3 separate regions of the Homo sapiens genome follow, and regions 2 and 3 are each linked to region 1. Evidence: chromatin loops called from intact Hi-C (ENCODE). Cell type or tissue: IMR-90. All regions are shown on one strand.

Region 1 (8,000 bases):
GTTATAGATGTACTAAACTAATATGACTTATATTATACTTTATCCCTAAAATCAGATTTTCTCAAGGGGTGTATTAATGGCATGCTCATTAAGTTATCTTTTCTAAGTAACTTGTTTCTTAGCTCATGTTAAATAAAATCATAAAACAGGTTTTTGTATTTATTTTCTTTGATGAGTATAAAAATGTTAATATCTGTAAGATTGATTTATGACAGGTTCATATTCTGTGGACAGTGGATTATCAGGTGATATTGTTTAACATTTCATTATACATATTGAGATATTAATATTAGTCATTTTTCTAAATTAAAGGATATTTTAGGTAAAGAAACTACTAATGCTGTATAACAAATTACTCCCTGCTGTGGTTTGAATGTGTCTATTGCCTCCAAAATTCATGTTGAAAACTTAATCTCCATTGTGGTGGTATAAAGAGATGTAGCCTTGGGAGAAGTCATGATCTTATGAACGGATCAGTGTCTTACAAAAGGGCCGGAGAGAACTAAGTTAGACCCTTTTTGCCCTTCTTTTTCCTGCTGCATGAGGAAATAATGTGTCCTTTCTGCCATATTAAGTAATCAGCAAGAAGGCCCTCACCAGAGACAGACTGCTGCCATCTTGATCTTGAACTTCTCAGCTTCCAGAACTATAAGAAATAAATTTCTGCTCTTTATAAATGATTCAATCTCAGGTATTTTGTTATAGCAGCAAAATAGACTAAGACATTCCTATACATAGAAAGTGAAAGCAATGAACATTTATTATGTTACATTTTCTGTGCATCAAGAATCTGGTGACAACATAAATCGATACCTCTGGCTTAAGGTCTCTTTTGAGACTGTGGTTAAGTTATTGAATGTAGCTGTGGTATCCTCTGATGGTTTCATGGGGGTGGGTGGGTAGAGGGATTTGCTTCCACGTTTATTCATATGGCTTTTGGCAGGCCTCAGATCTGCTTCGAAGCTCACACATGTGGTTGCTAGTAGGCCTTAGTTCCTCACCATGTGGGCCTCTTCAGAGGCCCTCTGAAAGTCGTCACCACAGGACAGCTGGTGATCCAAGAGACAGAAAGCCTGAGAGTGAGAAAGAGAGAACACGCAAGTTGGAAGTTAGTCATTTTATAATCTAATAGTAGAAGTAACGTTCCATTACTTCTTATGTATTTTATTCATTACGAGCAGTCAATAAATTCAGCCCACACTTCAGGGGAGGGGATTACACTAGGGCAGGAGGACCAGGGGCCATTTTAGAGGCTGCCATTATCTGTATCAGGACCTAAACCAAAACATTTTCTTGAGGTATTCACATTTTTACACTGAAGAACATATGAATATTCTTTAACAATTTTGAAGACATTCTTACTATTTGGCTACCTGCACCATGGAAAGTTTTTCTATGATTGTTTCAAGCAATACTTGAGAGTATTAATAGTAGTGACTATTAGGGTAGTTGTTATTGAAATCTCTTTGTAAATATTATATTGAGACAAAGACACTGTTTAAGAGAAACCTGCCATGTATTGAAAAGATAGATATCCAACTATCTTTTTTATATTTCTTTCTGTATCTTTTTTGTAATATATGTGGATACATTTCCCAGATCTATCTTCATTAAATTTTTCCCTTCAGCTGTGTGAAATCGGACCATTTATTGATTGATTTTTTAAAAAATTGGTGTTCATAATTTTATTTCTATTAAATTTTTATTAATTTTCAAATCCTCCTGTTCTTTTATCAATGTCCTGCTTTAAAAAATTATGATTTCTATTTCTTTTGTTGTGGCTTTACCATTTTAAACATAGTTTTAAAAGTTTACTTTGGATGGTTTTATTCCCTCCAGTTTGGGGATGTGCAGTACTTCCTGCTGTCTTACTTGACAGCTCCTGCTCAGTTTAGATTGCTTCCTTATATGGTTTGTAGTTTTTGATTTTAAACTTTTCTTTAATAAGTATTTTCTCCCTGTGCAGAATTCTGTGGACTCTAGTGCTTAAAGGGAAGCTATTAATATGTATCTATGCTATGTTTGTTCAATTGGTTTAAAACAAGTTTTTAATATTGAGACTTGGGAATTCTACCACTAACCTTAAGGACAGCAGAGTACCATGAACTATTTAATTTTATTTATTTATCGTATCGTATCGTATCATATCGTATCGTATCGTATCGTATCGTATTGTATTTTTTGAGACGGAATCTTGCTCTGTTGCCCAGGCTGGAGTGCAGTGGCGCGATCTTGGCTCACTGCAACCTCTGCCTCCCGGGTGCAAGCAATTCTCTGCCTCAGCCTCCTGAGTAACTGGGATTACAGATGCCCGCCACCCTGCTAGGCTAATTTTTGTATGTTTAGTAGAGATGGTTTCACTGTCTTGCCCAGGCTGGTCTTGAACTCCTGACCTCGTGATCCACCTGCTTCGGCCTCCCAAAGTGCTGGGATTACAGTTGTGAGCCACCATGCCTGGCCTTGTTTTAATTTTTAAAGGAGAATTTTAATTTATTTTTCACTTATATCCTTAGGCCAAATCAAATATTACTTCACTAGGGGTTATTATTTTATCTCTCTCTTCAATTGCTCAGAGGTCCCCCCTTTATTTTCCTAGCTCTCTATAAGGATCTCAAGTTCAACATCTATCTTCATGTAAGTCCAAGGTAATATTCATGTCTCTATATGGACAGTTAATCTGCATCCCCTAGAAATGCGGCTTTTCCTGAGCCTGATAACCCCCTAAACATCTATTGAGTCATTTTGTAAATTATCTGGTTTTACATTTCTTCTTTGTTGTTGGTGCCTAGGAATTTCTCTTATTTTCCTTTAAGCTCATCTGTATATTTCACTTCATTATTTTGATTACATGTGATTTACTGTTTACTTATGTAGCAAGAGATGTGCTTTTTTACTACAGTCAGGTTGTAAGAACTGTACTGAAAAATAATAATAGAATTTGTTATTGAACCAATTCCTTTATTTACTTTTGAAATTTGTTGTTGAACCAATTCCTTTATTTACTTTATTTATCAATGTATATCTTCCTTCCCATCCTTGATTTCCTTTATTTTACATTGACCCCATGTAGAGACAACCTCATAATTTCAGATCCTGTCCTACGTGAAATCTATGTCTATGTAGAGCCTTTCATTTCTTTTCACCCACGAAATTAGTCTCTAGATGTGCCTAGGTACTTACTGTATAATTTTTTACCCTATAATTTAAAACTGTGTACATAAAATACTTATGGGGTGAGAAGGTATAAATCCTTCTAGCCGAAAGAAATGTAATTAGTGTTTCGGCATATTTGAGTGTGTCGTTGCAAAATACTGTTCTCTAGGTTAGTGGTGTGGTTTGGTATAAAAGAAGTAATAGAAATGTTCATAACAGAGACCCAGGATATAAAAGTCCCTTTGTGTTTTTCATTACAAGGTCATTACTTGCCATTCTTTACAAAATAAACATGAAGAATTGTTTCCAGGTTCTAAAGTTCAAGAGTTTTTGGACAAACTTAGTAAAATGGTAAGTGAAATACTTAAAGAACTGTAACTGAAAAGCAAAAATTTAAAGATGTATATTTTCATAGCAATAGAGATAGGATTATTATTTCTAAAAGCTTAAAGTGTGTCTAAACATTTCCATTCAAAAAGGTTACAGTAAATTTCTGCAACTTTACAATTTATATAACCAAGAGGTGGCAGTGTTCCATCTAGTTTCCTTTGGAAACTCATTCTCCAGAGGTAAAATTTTCAGATGTATTCTAATTAACTTTTAAAACAATTGACTTTTATTAAATTAATAAATACTACTATCACATGTACTTAAAATAATTATAATTGAGTAGCATTTTTTGAGTATAAGAACATTAAAGCATTACTGTATAGAATAGTTTGATCTGAACAGCCAAAAATTAGACATTTTCAACATCATCATATGGGTGTTTTACATCTAAAATACTTTGTTACTAGATTGTCTCTTTGGTGTTCTACTCTGTCTTTAATATTAATTAATTTATTTTGTAACACTATGAAAACAGTGATTTATCTTCATGTCTAACTAGTTAATAAGGGGAATAGTTTGGATTGAGAGTTCGTAACAGACAATATAATTTCATCATTATCTTTCAACATTTTCTTCAAGAAGAAAATAATAAACATTTATGAATATTTTCATCTATTGAAAATACATACAAATACAATCTTCAGCTATTAGTATTACAATGAAAGCAGCTAACATAAATAATTGAAACAGATTTCAATCCCAAATTCCAAATCTGTTCCAGAAAATCTTAAATGAAAGCTTATTGGAGGCACAAATTCTCTTTTACAAGTATGTCCTGGCAATAATTGACTTAACAGTCAATTATTACAAACAAAATCCAGGTTTCTTAATTAAAATACAAAATATTGGCTCTCCTACTTAGCCTGAAATAAGTTATGTCTTAAGGAGACTGCAATTATGGTGGCGCCTTCTAATGCCACTGATGGTCAGAGCCTGTCAGTGTTTGTATAAAAACTAATTTCTTTAGAGGTTTGCAACAGTGCTGTGGATTGTTACTTCCTTAGCAAAGGCTTGGCATCAAAATTCTAAAACAGAAGTTTAGGGATTTTTTTTGAGTTTGGTCTGAACACCAAAAGACTTTCATTTTTACTCTCATAAACGTGGAAAAAGTAAATTCTACCATTTATTATAATTACATTTTTGAACTTGAGAATTTTATCTTTAAATATGTATATAAAAGTTATGAATTGGGTATATTTGGCAAATAATACTAAATATAAATTAATGAACCACTCATAGCAAATTTGAAACAAGTTTTAAACAAAGCCTTTACATATTTGAATGATAGCTATTTTTATTTGGTAAGCCCAAATAAGTTTTTATAATTGATTTTATCAAAATGAATAAAATGCATTTATTTTTCACTTATCAATGTTAGTGACAAAGTCTTTTTAAATGACTTATTTATTCATGTAAGACTCCTTAACCAGCTAACTTAAGAAAGACTTCTAGGACAGAATAGGTTACACTAGTTATAATTTTATCTTTCTTCTACTCACTTGCTTCTCAATTGAAAGAGCGGAAATGACAGTCAAATTGTCTACGGCTGGTCAGTGAGACTTGGGAAGAGAGAGAGCAAAAACCGTGAACTGATTTTTATACCTTGGATTCATACTATGTTTGCTTACTTCTATGTGTGTTTCTCAAGGAATTTAGTGTTGTTATAGGTCATATTGGCATAAGAAAATATCCTTTAGTAGATAAGCATTTTGACTGCTATGTATTAAACTGGAGAATGCATTTTTTTAAGCTGTGTTGTCATATAAACTGTGTAAAAGTTTATATGGACCAGTCACAATTGTGACATACATTTCTTAGACTTTGATACAATATTAGTAAAGTAATAAAATATATGAATAATTATAATGTTAATTTAATAGTTGTCATTGCTTATAGATGGTTTGTAAATATTTTTAAGCAAATTTATAAATTTCACTCTATGAATATTCATTCTATTGGACATCTATATATCAAACACTGTTCCTATAACACTGAGGCAACAATAATGCATAAGAAGAAATTTCCATCCTTCAAGAAGTAGTAAAATATTATAACACTTGACACTTATTATTTATTTTGTGTCAGGACCCATGCCAAGTCTTTTTATGTTTATTAACTTATTTAATCTTCATAAAACCCTAAGTGATAGCACCTGCCATTATCTCCATTTTACAGATCAGGAAACTGAGGCAGATAGTGCTTATACAATTATGAAATGGTGGAGTGAGATACAAATTTAGTCTAGTTCCTGAGCAGAGGCTTTCAATTGTTGTGTTATTTTGCTTCTCCATTTATAACAAGACAGACGTACTCTTTTCCAGATGTTCTGGTTGAAAATCAGTCTTAGGATATGTTTTGCATGATGGCAATCAGCTCCTTGGATAATCACCTTCTTAGCTCCTTAGATACTGTGATTCCATAGTAAAATTTTTTTGGAAAATGCTATATACTACACCTCCCCTTCACTACCATATTTTTAAAAATCTAAATGTGCAGTAGCATGCTAAATGTTTTGGGCGATCTCTTTGTAAAGGTATGAAAATTATACACTTCTCCACAGTGATCTGAATAATGTGACAAATGCTAAGATAGTGATTACATTTATGAAAGAATATTCACATACTGCATCCTTTAATGATTATAAAAATCTTCTGAAATATTTCTTATTAATATCCCTTTTTTAAGGTAAAGAAACCGAGGCAGATGTGTTAAGTGACATTTCACATGTAACAAAGCAGACAGTAGCAAAACCAGTGCTTGAATCAGTTCTAATTCAAAACCCAATGCTCCCAATTATGTAAAGTAAACGTCTCCACTGTCAAATACCACATCCTTGTAGGCAATTATCTATATGCTTTAGATGATTCTTTTACCAAGCTGTTAGTTGGTTGTGTATTGCTTGCTTCAAGGGTGAACAAGCTAACTTTTTCTCTTTTCACTCATCATATTCAGAAGTTGACAGCCTCCCTTAACACTAATGAAAAACCTCAGGGTAGATGTGCATTTTAATTTTATTTCCTTGTGCAGTGGAAGAGCAGTTAGTGAATCAAGCCTATTTTTCTCTATTGCTACTGCAGTAGGATACCATGAGAACAGATTTGAGATGTGCTGTTAAAACAATGAGGAAATATCACCAAGGAGAGAAATGCTGTATGTCCTCCAGGATATTAGGAGATTGTACAGAAAGATAACAGCATGAAATCCCTGGCTTTGTCTAACTTTGTCTATCTGTAGACATAACAATTTTATTTGGTGAAATGATCTTTTCATAGTAATTCTTAAGTCTTTTTCTCTTCTTCAAGTGATGAAACAGAAATACAAACATTGAATCCCAGGTTGTCAGTGTGAAGTAACCAATGGAAAAGCTCACAAGAATCTCAATTTTACTGGGCGAAGTGCCCATGATAATAAGTTATGAAACATGTTGACTTTTATGAAGCATTTTCTCATACATGTTCTCATTTAATGGGCTCAACAGCCTCATGATAAGGGACTCTTTTTTTCTCCATTTCACAGATGAAGAAACTTAGATTCAGAAAAGTGACTCTTTGCTGTTACTCTGTAGTTGTGTGATTCCACTGTGACTTTTCCAAGGTCATTCAGACAGTAAGTGGCAAAAACAAGATATAAATCTTGTTTCCTGGCTTCAAGCCCTATGCACTTTCCTTGGCAAGCACCATGCTTCTTAAATATCCCTGGCATTAGTCATGGAAGTGGAAAAACCATGAGCAATGAGAACTGAAGAATTTTTACAACATTCTTTGATTACATGATAAGTGATAAGGAATAGAAACTTTCTACTAAAAAGTTTCAAGCATCCAAATGACATTTGGATAGTTGCAAAGATATAGTATTCATATCATAGAGTAATGAGTTTTAAGCTTATGCCCTGTAGTTATTGATTTTATCCATCTAAGAGATTCTGATTCTATCATATATGGGTGATTTATATTTCAATTTGGTAGGAAGATCATGCTAGCCTGTTCTTGGGCTTACAATTGCAGAGGCAAGCACCCATTGAAATCTGTATATTTAGATTTATAGACTAAGCTGAGAATATTTGAACTGCTCTAGATTTCCATGGAAATAACTTTGGGCATCTAGAGAGCTCTTGAAAAGCTTGACTAGTTGTGAGTGTTGACACTTGTCTGACTCTGTGTAAGGGATGTTATTAGATTGATCTTTTTCTAATGTGCCTTTATCACTGATTTAAGAAGCATGCTTAAAATATATATGTAGTATGTAGTATATTTACATATGTGGAGTTTCTGGATTATTGTAGAAATTGTAGACAATTTTGCTTAACTTTATTTCCCTAGAAGTGGTTGGAGGAAAACACAAATCTTAGAAGGCTTTTTAGAAGACACAGTATTAAGTGAGATTGCATATTGGATTAGAGCCTACTATTAAAAGAAAATATCTCATGCCAGAATATAAAATTATTGGATGGTAAGAAG
Region 2 (8,000 bases), 610 kb after region 1:
AAAATTATTTCTCATCAATCTAATTTGTTGCCTTTTTTTTAAACCTATGCAAACCAGAAGGCCAAAGATCAAGTTGGAAGATGCAGAAGCTTTATTAAATATGCCACAAAATGAATTTCTATTCTTCCACATAAAATCACCATATATTTGAAGATAGAAATAACAAAGAAATCGCCAATGAGTTGGAGATTAAGGCAATGTAAAAAGGTAGCTAATTAAAACATAATTCTAAAAGTCAGTCGGGCAAAATGTGAATAAACAATAGTGATTTAAATGACTTTTATAATTATATTGATTCCATAAACAGATACAAATTGTATAAGTTACACATATATGTATGTGTGTATCATTTAACTTATGTGTTATTTTGGAGTAATACTATTTTTGGTAGTCAGTGGGAAATATTGAGATAAATCCAAGAGATGATACTCACAAGAGAAACGTAAATATAGTAAAATATCTAAAAGTGAATAGATCCCAATTCTGTCTCAATTAGGCTACACATTTTGGCAAAGGAATAATATAGCAAGGCAAAACAGAACAAAGTATTTTATATTTTTGTAAATCATGAGTTTAAAGTATGTCATGTAAGATTTTGTGTTATTGATTTCTCAGAATGTTTACTTTTCTTCTATTATAACATTTCTTATACGTTTGACATGGAAAAATCAGTTCATTTTCTCTGATGAGTTCAGTAACAAATACTTTGCCTCAAAAGAGAAGAAACTCAAGATAAATCAGGTCAGGGAAAAAATACAACTCACATAGCAACTAAACTCCTCATATAGTTGAAGAGTGTTCATTGATTCCTCATCCTTGGTTACAATTGTGGCTTATGGAAGAACAGTTGAAAACTCACCACTGAGAAAATTATAAATAATTGGATTCGCAGCACTATTGGCATATACAAGCCAGTGTGAAAAGGTAAACCAGGCATACACAGTCTCTCTGTCTTCAGTATGGGCAAACATCCCAAATACTCTGCAGGAAAAGAAACAACAGAAAAGTGTCTTTTAAATAATTAAATTCAAAGGTGAACAAGGCTATTGGTAGAGGATGGTCTGACTCCTGTCCTCTTCAGTTGCAGGAATTGACCACAGATTGGTTTCTGACCCCATAATTGGTTTAGAATAACTTCAGTGCCTGAACAGAACCTCCACAGCACAATCAATAAATCAAAAGCCAAATCAGGTCAGAGAAGGGTCTCTCCCTCCCACAAATAGCAGATGCAGTATTTCTTGTAAATAAGAATATGGAAGTTGAATATATATCTTCTTTATTTCATTTTCTTTCTAAATACAATTGAATAATGTTGTATTAATATTCTATTATGTGTATCATTTAAAAATCACTCCTAAATGATAGTCTTCAAGTACTTCTTCCTACTTTCATTTATGTATTGATCAAAGTATCATATGCCTTCAACTCCAATCTTCCTGGACTATCTGAAACTTGCCTTCTGGGACTCCTTAATACCCAGAGAAGAAACAGTTCTCGATGGGCAGAATTTTGGTAATTTTTAAAAATTAATGAGTGTTAATTTTTCATGTATTATTTTAAACTTTAAAAAATGTTTTGTTATGCTATCCTTAAAGACTATTAAAAAATTTTCTCCATACTTAGAAATATTCCATCTATAAATTCTAATCACTAACCTATAACAGATAACTTACAGCTACTCAATAAGATTATAGGCCAAAAATCATATATATTTCCTGCTAAAGTCTCCATCTTCGATTGTCTGTATCAGTGTGTGTGTGTGTGTGTGTGTGTGTGTGTGTGTTACAGCAAGAAGGCATGACAACAATGCATTTCTGGTATAAGGTGTACCTTATACCATTTCTGGTATAAAGAGTACTAGAGTTTTACAAAAATACTATATAGAGTGAAATAATACGGACAAAAGAAATTTGTACTATGTTATGACCCTTTACCTCAAAATGTCTTTGAAATCTTGGACAAACCTGAACTGTTGTAAAGAAATTGCTTTTGACTAATTCGGCAAAAAGTTAAGTTTTAAGGAGAAAAAGCTAGGAATGGTTTTTGTGGGAGAAAGAAAAAACAAATTTCATATGCAAGGATAAATAAATATAAGCATTTGAAAAAAAATGTGTGTGGTAACAAGAAAAACAATTTTCAAGTTCTTTTTTTCAAAAGTTTTTATGTTGTGGAAAAGAGTAGAATGCCCCAAAACTTGAAATATCTTAAATTTAACACAGCCTTGCTCCTTTGAAAGTTATTTGTTTTCCTTGGAAAGGAAGGGATTTGAGTCAGAAGAATAAGACATATATTATTGACAAAAAAAGTAGTTGGAAATAAAAGGAAAGAGCAAGTTCTGAGATACAGGAAATCCAAATACGTAACCCAGAGAGAGGTAAATCCAATTTTCATTGAATTTAGACTGACTAAAAGAGAAAAAAGATTAGAAAGAGAAAGAAAGAATAAAACCCATCCAGTAACATAACATGTTTATAAAGTTCTTAAAAGCAGAAGAGAGTATCTAGCAGGTGGCCATAATAAATTTGTATTAAATTTCTGTTAGCAAAAATAATAATAATAATAATAATAATAATAATTAATAAGAAGCAAAGCACAAAAAGATATGGAGGGCAAAATAATTTCTATTTTCTTGTGAGCTGGCATATGTCTCAAGGACCCAGGCCACAAAAAAAATCATATATCTTTAAGGCTGTGACTGTAGTAAATAGTATCACTGAACAGAAGTTTGTTCTCCATTTCTTCTCCATTGAAAAAGCCGTTAAACCATCAAAAACAGGGGCCAAAGAGAATGAGAACCCTTTGCGGCTGATTATACCACTTCTTCTGACTCCAGCCAAAGCTGCTGTTCTTCAGAGTTCCCAGCTGTGAGGAATATAATATTGATTCTGAATCAGGCCAAAGTGAGAGGAGCAATTCTAGCTTAAGTTCGAAGCCTGTTGTAAACAAGAATTGGTATTGCCTTGGGACCAGTCTATGTGGAACAGTTTCGATAATTCCCAATAAAGTTGGCTGGCCATGAAGTTTAGTGTGTACCACTGCCTCTGCATCTGCTGCTCATGTCATGGGTCAAAATTTTTAACTTAATAGTTGTGCCTGCATTGTAGCAAATAGCATACTTTCCCTCATTGATTTTTATTACTATCTGCCCTGAGCTTCATTCAGTGACTTCAGGAAATGAATTCTTCTGTTTAGACATTCGACATACATATCTGCCTTGATGGCTTTTTTTAAAAAGTGCTCGCCAATGCACTTTTAAGTATAATTAGAATACTAACATAAGGTTCTTATCTCTTTTTATCCTTAAGATATAATTCTCTCACAATTGCCTATGTTTTTGGAAACGAAGTTTTGAAAAACCCGTTTGTTCTCATCAAGAAAGAACTGCAAGCTGTAAATGAGTTGTTACGCATTAGAACTTTGTCTGCATCTAAGGTTTAGCAACTAGCTTGAAGAGATTGGAGAAACATCTGTTTTATGTCTGCCATGCAACTGAGAATACGCATGACAAAAGCACATGTCTGAGCACTCTTAAAGGCTGTTCGCCTTACCTGCTGGTAACAACATAACTGAGTCATCTGGCCTGACAAGGTATCTAAGCAGAAAGTTTAGATTTTTCTCTGGCTTAGTTAAAAAAAAAAAAAAAGTTAATTAAGAATCAAGAAAAGGCAGGCTATTTCATTTTCAAATAACAGATAAGTTTTACCTCTTTAGCACATTGAGGATGCTAATTGGTAGATAGCAAATTGCAAATACCAAAAGCACAATCATCAACATCCGGGCTGTTTTCCTTCTGGCTCGGATCTGCTTTATTTCAGCCGCCACAGCGCTCATCCGGGACTTCGTTGGCTGTCCTGGCCCTCGAGGCTGTGAAACAGGCTGCAGGGGCTTCCATTTTCTCTGAACTACAGATGATGTTCCAGGGATCTGAAAGGAGAAGAGACAGACCCTTATTGCAATTTGACTTAGGAAAGTTCCACTTTGGGGAAGTAATTAGAAAACACAGTAAGGAAAGGCTTCCAGACGCCTGAGGTGTGGGAGGTTTGAGCGCCTGTTTCTCCAGAGCATTTGCTGACCTTAGTATGTGCTTGGCGTTAATTCAGACGAATACCAAATAGGAGTTTGTGTGGAAAAAAAAGTTAAAACATCAAAATTTTGTCAATGTCTAAAGAAAGCTGCAAGTGGAAAAGATATTTCCTTGTAAAAAGAACAAAGCTTGGGAAAGGAGAATGATAAAGGGATGTCAGCCATATTATCTTATTAGGAATTTTTGTTCAGCTCAGATACCAAAGTTTAAAGCAGAGGAAAACCCAGCAAGTAACGTCAAGCAACCTGTTATGGATTTTTCACGCATCAATACTGCCATCTGCTGCCAGAGAGATAGAACTTAACTACCTGTAGCTTTTCAGGTTTTCTGCTTCTCGAGTTCGGACAAAGCAAACCTTTGAATGAAAGGATATTTTTAAAAAATCAAGTATTTTTTGTTGTTCACTATTTGTAGTTATGAAATTGTTTGAAATCAGTTTTGTGGTCCAGCCCTTTAAAATGCACACAAACCCATTGAGGATTTTTTGCGGTCTTACATTAATATTTCAAATAGCTGGAATTTGTAACAGTAATTACACAACTTGTACTTTTCCATTTCTTTTCAAAGTTATTTGATAATAGCAGGGAATCCCTCCAAGTACAATATTCTCTTAATTGTAAGCTCATGAAGATTGATAGGGTTTAGTGAACAGAACAATAAAATTCAGCATGCATAATTTTTTAAAGAGGAAAATGTGCCAACAAACACAAGAAAAGGCCACCTTAGCTCTGTTAAGATTATTCAGCTTTTACTTTCTGTCTCTGTGCGGCAAACCAGTACTGACCAATGTGTCCTTGTGGTTTCTCAGAATAGATGTTCGATAGATTTTGTTGCTTTTTACACCACCAGATCAAAGTCTGTTCGATAATCTTTAATTTGAGAACAGAATTTTACTTATATGTCCACACAGATAAATTAATATGACATTTCCTTTGACCATTTTCTTTCTTGAAGAGGCAAATGATGTTAACAAAGACCTGCCCTTGAATGGAAAATATCGGATAAATTATTTTTCTTCTCACTCTGTATGTCTTGTCATGTAGACAATCTTTTTTACATAGTAGTGGTTCAACTCAATCTTTTAACCCACTGGTTGGGGAGAGATAGGAACTTTCTCTTCTGTGACTCTCATTTTAAAAAGCAATTTTAAAAAATAACTGAAAAGAATGAGCAATGGATGCTGGAATGTTCCAGGAGACTCCTATCATGAAAAGCCTGTATGTGTCTGCTAAATGATCTTGAACTGTCTTCTAAATGATCTCTGATAGATCAATTAAATTTTAGTGATTCTATCACTGACTGTTCCCCTGAAGGAGAGAATCTACATTCTGCATCTGATGACTTCTGCCGCCATTAGAAACAGTTTTCGGTCACCTGAGGTTGGGAGTTCATGACCAGCCTGACCAACATGAAGAAACCCCGCCTCTACTAAAAATACAAAATTAGCTGGGCGTGGTGGCACATGCCTGTAATCCCAGCTACTCAGGAGGCTGAGGCAGGAGAATCGCTTGAACCCAGGAGGTGGATGTTGCAATGAGCCGATGAGATCACACAATTACACTCCAGCCTGGGCAACAAGAGCAAAACTCCATCTCAAAAAAAAAAAAAAAATACAGTTTTCATAAAGAGAAAGCTATGGTCCCTGAAATCGGGAAAAAAAAAATGTAGTGATGCCCTTTTTAGATAATGATCTAAATAAGGATAGAAGATGCTGAATCCTGCATTCATTTTGAGGACACATAAATTTCTCCATTGATAAGCTGTCTAGAGACATGGAGAATTCAGAGAAACTCCGTATAAAATTAAGAGGAATAACTGACATTACTGAGCTCCAGGAACTATGCACTAGTAATCCTTAATGCATCCCTAAAAGTACATTATTGTAAATCTCAGAGGTTTCAATCAAGCAGGCACTGAGAAGGATTAAGTAAAATACATGCACCCCACTTTTATTTCACTATTATGAATAAACTTTATAAATCATATTTAATGCAAAAATACACCCTGAAAAATGTATTACCACAGTTATGAATTGGAAATAGCATGTACATGATGGACCTTAAAACCTACTCTGTCTTAAAAAATGTTTGTGACCAGGATAAAGTTATGAGGAAGAGGCAAACATGCTACAAACATTAAAAACATTATGAATAAACAATGAATTTGCCAACTTACATGAAATGGACAAAGCCCTTGAAAGACAAAGATGACCAAAACTGACTCTGTACTTACAAACTATGCTACAAGAAAATCTCCAGGCCCAGATAGGTCCATTAATGAATTCAATCAAACAGTAAAGAATAAATAATTCCAATCTTGTTCAGACTTTTAATGAAATGTACAGAAAATATAATATGTTCCAACAAATTTCATGAGGTCACATTTATCTTTGTAATCAAAGATATGGCAACAAAAGACAGCTAACAACTAAATATCCTTCATGAATAGAGATAAAAATCTCTTTAAAAATATGTTATCAAATTAAATCCTGCAATATATAAATAGGATAATACCATTTGCTCAATCAGATTTATTCTAGCAATGCAGTGTTGGCTTACCACTCAAAAAATCAAGTCTTCTCTCACCACTCGTACTCAACATTGTACTGGACTTTGAGCCAATACAAGAAGAAAAGAAAAATAAATAAAATGCCTACAGATTGGTTCTATTGAGAAGAAATTATTGCTTACAAAGATCATCCTAAAGAATCTACCAAAAACCCACTAGAACTTATAAAAGAATTTAGCAAGGAGCAGGTCATTAAATCAATAAACAAAAAAATCAATTATACTTCTACATACTAGCAATAAATGGAAAATTAAATTTTAAAAGTTTCAATATCAAAAGAATGTGTTTTAGGCATACATTTCATAAAATATATATATAAGTATATATATTTCATAAAATATATATATAAGTATATATATTTCATAAAATATATGTATAAGTATATATATTTCATTATATATATATATATATACTGAAAATGATGAAACATTGCAGAGAGATAATAAAGAACTCCTAAATAAATATATTCATTGTGGACATGCATTAAAAGGCTTAGTATTGTTAATATGGCAATTCTCCCCAAATTGATCTATAGAGTTAATGCAATTAATCACGTTCAATACCACGACAGTCTTTTTTCTGGAAATGAAAGTACTAATTTTAATTTTTTATGAAAGTGCAAAAGACCTGGAATAGCCAAAGCAATTTAAAAAAAGAATTTATTCTTTTTTAAACTTTGGTTGCAAGACTTATAAAAACTCATTTCAAGATTTATAATAAAGGTACATTGAGTGTTTAAGTGTATTTGTGATTGTGTGTATCCCAGAGGACTAGTCTGATGTGTATATATATTTGATACTCACCTCACTTAAAAAGTACCTGGGCAAGGGACTACCTGAAAAAAAGCATGGAGCTGTGAAGAGACCTAGCAAAGTGGCATTTACTGGTCAGGGAAGGAAAGGTAAGTATTCAAAGCAAAAAGTATTCAAATCAAAGTAGGAAGAAAGTATATGAGCAATGAAACCACAAACAACATTGCTTAATGCTGCCAAAAGATCAATAAATAAACTTTAAAAATATATATTCTTTAGAAATCATTGGTAACTTTCATGTAAGCTGTTTCACTGTAATGATGAAAGCTGAAGCTACACTGAAGTGGGCTGAGACATCAGTGGAGGTGGCGGTTAGTGAGAAAAAGATGACAAATGGAAATAAGTCGAGAATTTTATCTGGGAGGAGGAGGAACAAAAAGTTAAGTTTGTGGCTGGATGAGTCTGAGAGTTTGGATGATGCTTATTTTTTAATGCATAGCAAATGCCTGCTCCATTTGCTAAGTGCTAAGAAACTTGTAGGACAAGTCTCCTTTCCCCTTATGGTATTCCTTAACCTATTACCCATTTCATCATAA
Region 3 (8,000 bases), 270 kb after region 1:
TTCTTAAATTTATATGGAACCACAGAAGACCCAGAATAGCAAAAGCCATCCTGAGCAAAAAGAATAAAACTGGAAGAATCACATTACCTGAGTTCAAATTATACTGCAGAGTTCTAGTAACCAAAACAGCATGGTAGTGGCATAAAAACAGACCTATAGACCAATGGAAAAGCACATGGAACACAGAGATAAACTTACACATCTATAGTGAATTCATTTTCAGCAAAGGTATCAAGAACAAACATTGGAGAAAGGACAGCTTCATCAATAAATGGTGCTGGGAAAGCTGGACAACCATATGGAGAAGAATAAAACTAGACTTCTTTATACATATAAAAATCAAATCAAAACAAAACAAAAATCAAATCAAAATGGATTAAAAATTTAAATCTGAGACCTGAAATCATAAAACTACTAAAAGAAAACATTGGAGAAACTTTCCAGTACATTAGTCTGGGCAAATTGTGTGTGTGTGTGTGTGTCTGTGTGTCTGTGTGTGTGTGTGTGTGTAACACCCCAAAAGCACAGGAAATCAAAATAAAAATGGACAAATGGGATATTTTAAGTTAAAATGCTTCTATAAGCAAAGAAAATCATAATAATCCAAGTAAAAATGTACAAAAGGCTCAAATAGGCATTTCTCAAAAGAAGATATAAAAGGTAAACATATACGAAGAAGTGCTCAACATTATTGATTATCAGAGAAATGAAAATGAAAGCTACAAAGAAATATAATCTCATCCCAGTTAAAATGGCTTCTATCCAAAAGACAGGAAATAATAAATGCTGGCAAATATATGGAGAAAAGGGAACCCTGGTACACTGTTGGTGGGAATGTAAATTAGTACAGCCACTGTGGAGAAGAGTATGGAGGTTCCTCAAAAAACTAAAAGTAGAACCACCATATGATCCAGCAATTCCACTGATAGGTATATTGCCAAAAGAGAAAAAAATATCAGTGTATCAAACATGGGAATATCTGTACTCCTATGTTTACTGCAGCACTATTCACAATGCTCAAGATTTGGAAGCAACCTAAGTGTCCATCAACAAATGAATGGATAATAAAAAAAGGAGGTACTTATACACAATGGAGTACTCTCAGAAAAAAGAATAAGATCCCGTTGTTTACAACAACATGGATGGAAATGGAAGTCATTATGTTAAGCGATATAAGCCAGGCACAGAAAGACAAACCTCACATGTTCTTAATATTTGTGGGAACTAAAAATTTAGGCAATTGAACTCATGGAGATAGAGAGTAGAATGGAGGCTGGGATGGGTAGTGGAGCGGGGGCGGTGTGGGCATGGTTAATGTGTACCTAAATATAGTTAAATAGAATGAGTAAGATCTACTATTTGATAGCACAACAGAGTGACTGGAGATAACAATAATTTATAGTTCATTTAAAAATGACTTAAAGAGTATAATTGGAATGTTTATAATAGAAAGAAGTGATAAATGCTTGGGATAAGTACCCTATTTTCCCTGATGTGATTATTATACATAGTACGCCTGTATCAAAATATCTCACATACCCCATAAATATATACACCTACCACATACCCATAACAATTAATTTTTTTTGGAAAATAAGTATTTATTAACTTCTTGGTTTGTTGAAGAACCAAATAAATATAATTGACTAATTTTAAATATAAGTAGTCAACAGAACCCCCCTCCCATGTGCCACTATTGTTATTTCATTATGAATTTGAAATATGCGAAAAGGCATTAGAATCAGTAGTCTTATTAACTCTGCAGAAACAGTTTATGGTAAAAACAAAATCGTATTTAGATGCCATTTTATGAGGAATGTGAATTTAATGCTTTTACAGCCTGATTTTTTTATATAATTTTTTTTCACTACAATTTCACATGTATTCAACTTCGTAACACATGAGTGCACAGACCAAACATGAAAGTTCTTTTTCATGCCCCTGCACATGTTCCAAATTCATCCATCTGATAGCCTACCAACTTCATCTTCTTTTTGATCCCTATCTTTGACCTCTCCCTCTTCCCACCCCAGTTTTGCCTGCTTGCTCTGGAGGCCTGCTGACAATTTCTACCATCCAGGGATGGGTCCATTGTTTCCTGAAATCCGTGTTTTTCCTCCTTTTGTTTTTTCTTGTGTTTGGAGCAAACACCTCCTTTAGTAACTTCCTAAGAAAAGTTGCATGAACAGTAAACACTTTAAAATCTCACATGCCTGAAAATGTCATTAGTCTCCTCTCACACTTGATAACTAAGTTCACTAGGTGTAAAATTTTAGTTGAGAATCATTTCCTTTTAGAATGTTTAAGGTGTTTAGCTTTTGGTTCTTTTTAACTTTCAATGATTTTTAGCTTTTAAATTTCAGTAAAATCTCTTAGTTAACAAAATTGCTAATAATGTAACTAAAAAGTTACTTTTAACAATCTTATAACATACTTACTGCAGATACTTTGCATATAGACTCTTTCTTTTCTTTTCCTCTTCTCTCTGTAAGCTCTTAAGATATTGTCTTTGTTTCTAGAATTCTAAGTTTACAAATCATAGTACCTGTGTTGGCCTTTTTAAAACTGTTGTGCTGTAATATGGAAATTCATGTTCCTAACTTCTAAAAATACATTGAATTATTTTTTTGATAATTTCTTCTCTATTTGTTCTCTCTGACATGTTTATTATTCATATCCAAATACATTCTCAAAATTTATTTTCTCTTTTTTCTTTCTTACTAGAAGTCCACTAGAGAATAATTTTATTAATGATTTGCTCTATAGGCCACCATTTGTTCAAAAGGTCACTTTTTTTTTTTACTTTTTTTGGTGAACTACAACATACATACAGAAGAGTAAATAAAATATAAATGTACAATTAACAGCTAATTATAATACAAATGCCCACATAATATCTCCCAGGTCAAGCAATAGAACATTACCAGACCCCAGACGTTTCCAGTATGTCTCTTACCAATTATAACATCCTCCCTTCCCATTATCCTGATTTTTATTATAATTACTTCCTTGTTTTACACTATATTATAGTTTCATCACCTATGCATGCATTCCTAAAAATCATGATTTCACTTGACTAAATTTTGGTCTTTATATAAATGCAATCATACTACATGCATTATTTCGAACTTGCTTCATGTGTATATTATAGTTATAAAAATCCACGTTCCTTATAACTATGTTTTTTTATTGCTGTGTAATGTTCCATTGTATGAACATAGCATAATTTATTTATCCATTCTACCTATGATGGATATTTGGGTTGGTTCACACATTGAACAATTATGAGCCATCCTGCTGTGGACCTACTTGTACATATATTCTTGGGCATATGTGCATTTGTTTCCCTAGGGCATGGAGCTCTCTAGAAGGGGAATTGCAAGGATGCACAGAGGGTATATATCATCACCTTTACCAGATAATTCACTTTCCAAAGTGGTGGTACCAGTTTACAATTCCACCAGCAGCGGATGAAAATGTCGTTGCTCTACATTCTCGCCAACCAACGGTGTTTAATAAGACTTCTGAATTTCAGATTTGATTTTTGTAAAAGCTTCCACCTTAACTTTTAATAAAACACAATTATGAAGCTTAGTATGATATCTTCAGTGTATGCCCTCTCCTCACAACCTAGCAGAGCTGGCAACTCCATTAATACTGCTGCCCCCTGCTGTACAAGTGACAAAGTGGTCTATAGGTTGGTTTCATTTAGCATGGTTCCCAACCTCTTCACAGTCTAACTCCTTCTTCTGTGCATATGCTTCACTTTGTCCATGTCTCTTTTAGCATGCGGTTTCCAAGACTATAAATATTGTCTTCCCAAATGAGCTGGTGGGTGTGGAGAATCAGGCTTAATGAGAAGTTATTCTCAAACATCACAAAGATATGTCCAGGTGCAGGCTACTTGCCAAGAAAACAAGCAAGACAGGACATCATGAGTGCAAGATGAGTGTGGTCTAAGTCCTTAACTATTAAGAAACTTTAGGGTTTTTTTTGTGACAGGATGATTTGTGCAGCAAACCACCATGGCACACATTTACCTGTGTAACAAATATGCACATCCTGCACACATACCCGTGAAAGTAAAAGTTGGAAAGAAAAATTTTTAAAAATCTTATCCTTTTTTCTCTTTGTCTTATTATTTTTATCTGGCAGATTTTTTGAATTGTATCTTCCAAACTTCTACCTAGTTTTTCATTTATGCAGTCACATTTTAAATTTCCAATAGATCTTTTTTTGTTCTTGAAGTCTCCATTTTTATAATCTAATTTTTTTGTTATATAGCAAAATCTCTCTCACCTCTCTAAAGACATAACTAAGTTTCATAATGTTTTATTCTTCTTTCTTTACTGATATTTTTTACTTCTAGTTTGTTTAATTTTTTAAATTGTTTTGTTCTCAGTCATATTATTGTTTTTCTCATATATGAGTTAAGACTGTACTTGACTTTAATTTTCTAGTTAATAATTAGATTCTGTAAGGTCAGTGGGAAATTTTATGTTCAATATTCGATCTCATTACATGGTAGGCATTACAGTAGATTGGTCAGTTGGTTTATCAGTTCATTGTTGCCGTATCACAACTCAACTTCAAAATGACTAGCTTAAAACAGTATCCATTTATTCAGCTCATGATGGTTCAGGTGGAGTCTGAACTGGCCCAGCTGATCTCTCTGGATTAGCTCATGCTTCTGTGATCAACTGTCATGTTGGCTGGTAGCTGGATGATACAGGTTCTTAAGTGTGGTTGTTGGCAGGTTGTTAGCTAATGAATCTTTGTTTTTCTCCTCTCCTTGTCCAGCAGGTTAGATTGGACTTGTTTACATGATGGCCTTAGGATTCCAAGAGATCAAGAGATCAAGTCCCAGTAGGCAAGGGTTTATGAAGCATCAATTTTGTATCATGTTTGTGAATGTTCTTTGGCCAAAGCAAATCCCATAGCAAACATAGATTCAAAGGCTGGGGAAATTGTTCCCAAGTCTTAATGGGAAGATCTTCAATGTTACACTGCAAGATGCAAGGAGAAGAAGACTATATGGCTATTTTTATAATCTACTGCAGAATGGCTCCCGGCTGTTGCTTTACTGGGTATTTTCAAATGTCATATTATATAAATATTTTCTCTTAAGAAATTTTACCCAGGAATAAAATTTTAAGGGAATGTAAGTGTGGCTACAACTGTTTCAAGTGGGGGATAGGGCAGGGTCTTTTCAGTCATTATGCCAACTTTCTATTAAACTTTCTGTATTCATTTTGGTACTCTACACTCATCTTTGCCTATTGACATAAATCAAGAGACCCTCTAGCTTAACTTTCCCAAAGAATAAGCTTTCAGTCTTCTGTTAGTTGGTAGAGAGGAAGTTGTCTCATTATGTAGACAGCAGATAAAGCCTTAAACAAATGCACCTATGATGTTTGTAGCTGTAGTTAACAATGAAGTGGCTTTAAGGCAGGGCCTACCAGATACTATTATTCAGAAATAGTCTATAGGTAAATCTTTTCATGATGTACAAATTTCAAATGCTATATATTTTATTTATCAAACATTTAAATTAATATGTTGTAAGCCAAAGACATTTCACAAAAGTCTTACCAACCGTCCTAATTACATTGGATTAGGTGATTGAGCTGGGAACTCTTCATATAATAACTTCTTTCAAGCCTTTCCCTTTACACTCCACCTGCAAGTACATTTTATAGAGGCACAAGGTGCCTGCAAATCTTTGAGCCTTGAAATCTTCTGCAGTATTTTCCCAACTGCTAGCTTGAGATTCACCTTTGTCTTTTCTGCTGGGGCAGTTATTCCTCATGTGTACGCTTTCTAGATTTCAACATTTTGTTGCTATCATTTCCTTTCTTTTTTTTCCTATGATTTTTGGGTTTTTAATCATAGCATAATTTTTATAGGAGTGAGTGGTGGAAGTAGACATGCTTCCCTCTTTTTTCTTTTTCTTTTTACTTTTATAAACAATGCTAAAATTATCATTCATTTATGTATAATCTGGTGTTAGAAAAAGTCTATGCTGTTTACACTAAATGCCAATCCAAATAAAATGTGTATTTGGTAAATGGCAACAAAATACAGTTTATAATTACTATTTCTATTTATAAATTAATTCATGAGACAAGAGCTAATATATATTTCATATAACTTTTTTTTAAAGAGATGGGGTCTTGTTATACTGCTCACGCTGCTTTCAAACTCTTGGCCTCAAAATCCTCCCTCCCTGGCCTCCCAAAGTGCTATGAGGCTCTGCACCCAGCCTTACATATAAGATTTAATAGAAAAAGTGACCATATGTCAGAATATTGTTGCTGTTGCTTAGACCGAATGACAGATTTTTATTGTAAGAATTCTTGAAGTTTTATAACTTTAAGATTAAATGCTAGAAAGTTATACACTAAGTAACCTATAAAAGTTGAAAATAATAAAACCTAAACTTCCTATAGATCAAAATGGGCTAACAGAACAAAAATATAAGTGTTACAGATATCTTGACATCTTAAATTAATGAAGAAAAAGTAACTTTGGCAGAATTTTAATAAACGGAAGAAATTATTTATGTGCATGTGATTAGAATTAATTCATACTATGAAAATATATAATTTCGGTGTTCTTAGCTTGGGCCGCTATAACTAAATACCATAGACTCAGTGACTTAAACAATAGACATTTATTTCTCATAGTTCTGGAGGCTGGGACATCTCAGATTAAGATGCTGGAAGATTCAGTGTTTGGTGAGGGCCTTCTTCCTGATTTGCAGACCGTGCTTCTTATTATATCCTTAACTGGCAGAGAGAAGAAGAAAGATGTCTCTAAGTTCTTCTTATTAGGTCACTAATACCATCATTAGGGCTCCACTCTCATGAACTAAATATCTCCTACAGATCTAATCTTCACATTTCATTACATGGAGGGTTAAGGCTTCAACATATGAATCCTTGGAGAGACAGAATTCAGTCCACATCCTATGGTCATTTTTAATGCAATTTATTTGTATAAGACATCTGCATATTTCCACATGAATTTACATATATCTAATCAAATAGAAAAATCATATGAAGGAAATGTGGATATTTTAGAAAAAATGACATTAAAATTATATCAATATTTTTCAATACTTGCTATTGTTCAGAATATAATATTAGTTTTATTCATTAAAACAGAAGTATTAGTGCTTTTTCTTTTTTAAAATTTTATTTTACTTTAAGTTCTGGGATACATGTGTAGAATGTGAAGGTTTGTTCCATAGGTAAAGGTATGCCATGGTGGTTTGCTACATCTATCAACACATCACCTTGGTATTAAGTCCTGCATGCATTAACTATTTGACCCAATACTCTCCCTCCCCTTGTCCCACTGGCAGGCCCTGGTGTGTGTTGTTACCTTCCCTGTATCCATGGGTTGTCATTGTTTGGTTCCCACTTATGAGTGAGAAAATGCAGTGTTTGGTTTTCTGTGCCTCTGTTAGTTTGCTGAAAAATGTTATCTTCCAGCTAAATCCATGTCCCTGCAAAGGACATGATCTTATTCCTTTTTATGGCTGCATAATATTCCATTTTCTTTATCCAGTCTATCATTGATGGGCCTTTGAGTTGGTTCCATGTCTTTGCTATTGAGAATAGTGCTGCAATAAACATACGTGTGCATGTATCTTTATAATAGAATGATTTATATTCCTTTGGGTATATAGCCAGTAATGGGATTGCTGGGTCATATGGTATTTCTCGTTCTAGATCCTTGAGGAATCGCCACACTGTCTTCCACAATGGTTGAACTAATTTACATTCCTACCAACAATGTAAAAACGCTCCGATTTCTCCACAGCCTCACAAGCATCTGTTGTTTCTTGACTTTGTAATAATCACCATTCTGACTGGTGTGAGATGGTATCTCATTGTGGTTTCAATTTGCATTTCTCTAATGATAAGTGATGTTGACCTTTTTTCATATGTCTATTGGCTGCATAAATGTCTTCTTTTGAGAACTGTCTGTTCATG

The links. Hi-C counts contacts between places; a loop is a spot of excess contacts. Peaks named below come from ENCODE experiments on the same cell type or tissue, not always from the same donor. Only the 100,000 strongest peaks of a DNase experiment are listed, where the experiment ranks them.
Region 2: it touches region 1 in a loop (7-fold over the local background); 23 of 110 quality-filtered maps call a loop at or near these places.
Region 3: a loop joins it to region 1, with 3 times the contacts of the local background. A loop is called at or near these places in 30 of 110 quality-filtered maps.

The regions. Positions count from the first base shown.
Region 1 is chr6:55,882,065-55,890,064 of GRCh38, reverse strand. No RefSeq gene overlaps it. Among named protein-coding and RNA genes, the nearest start is that of BMP5, 10 kb to the right of the region's middle. In IMR-90, a CTCF peak has its summit at 3,679 (motif pointing right); a DNase peak (open chromatin) is centred at 7,224; H3K27ac peaks cover 509 bases.
Region 2 is chr6:55,273,304-55,281,303 of GRCh38, reverse strand. It overlaps HCRTR2 (hypocretin receptor 2), which reads right to left. Exons shown (of 7, transcript NM_001384272.1): 5 at 3,704-3,924; 6 at 860-981. Among named protein-coding and RNA genes, the nearest start is that of GFRAL, 50 kb to the left of the region's middle. In IMR-90, a CTCF peak has its summit at 4,362 (motif pointing left); a DNase peak (open chromatin) is centred at 4,343.
Region 3 is chr6:55,613,137-55,621,136 of GRCh38, reverse strand. It overlaps a transcript of HMGCLL1 not described here. Among named protein-coding and RNA genes, the nearest start is that of HMGCLL1, 38 kb to the right of the region's middle. In IMR-90, a CTCF peak has its summit at 3,668 (motif pointing left); no DNase peak of the experiment used is centred here.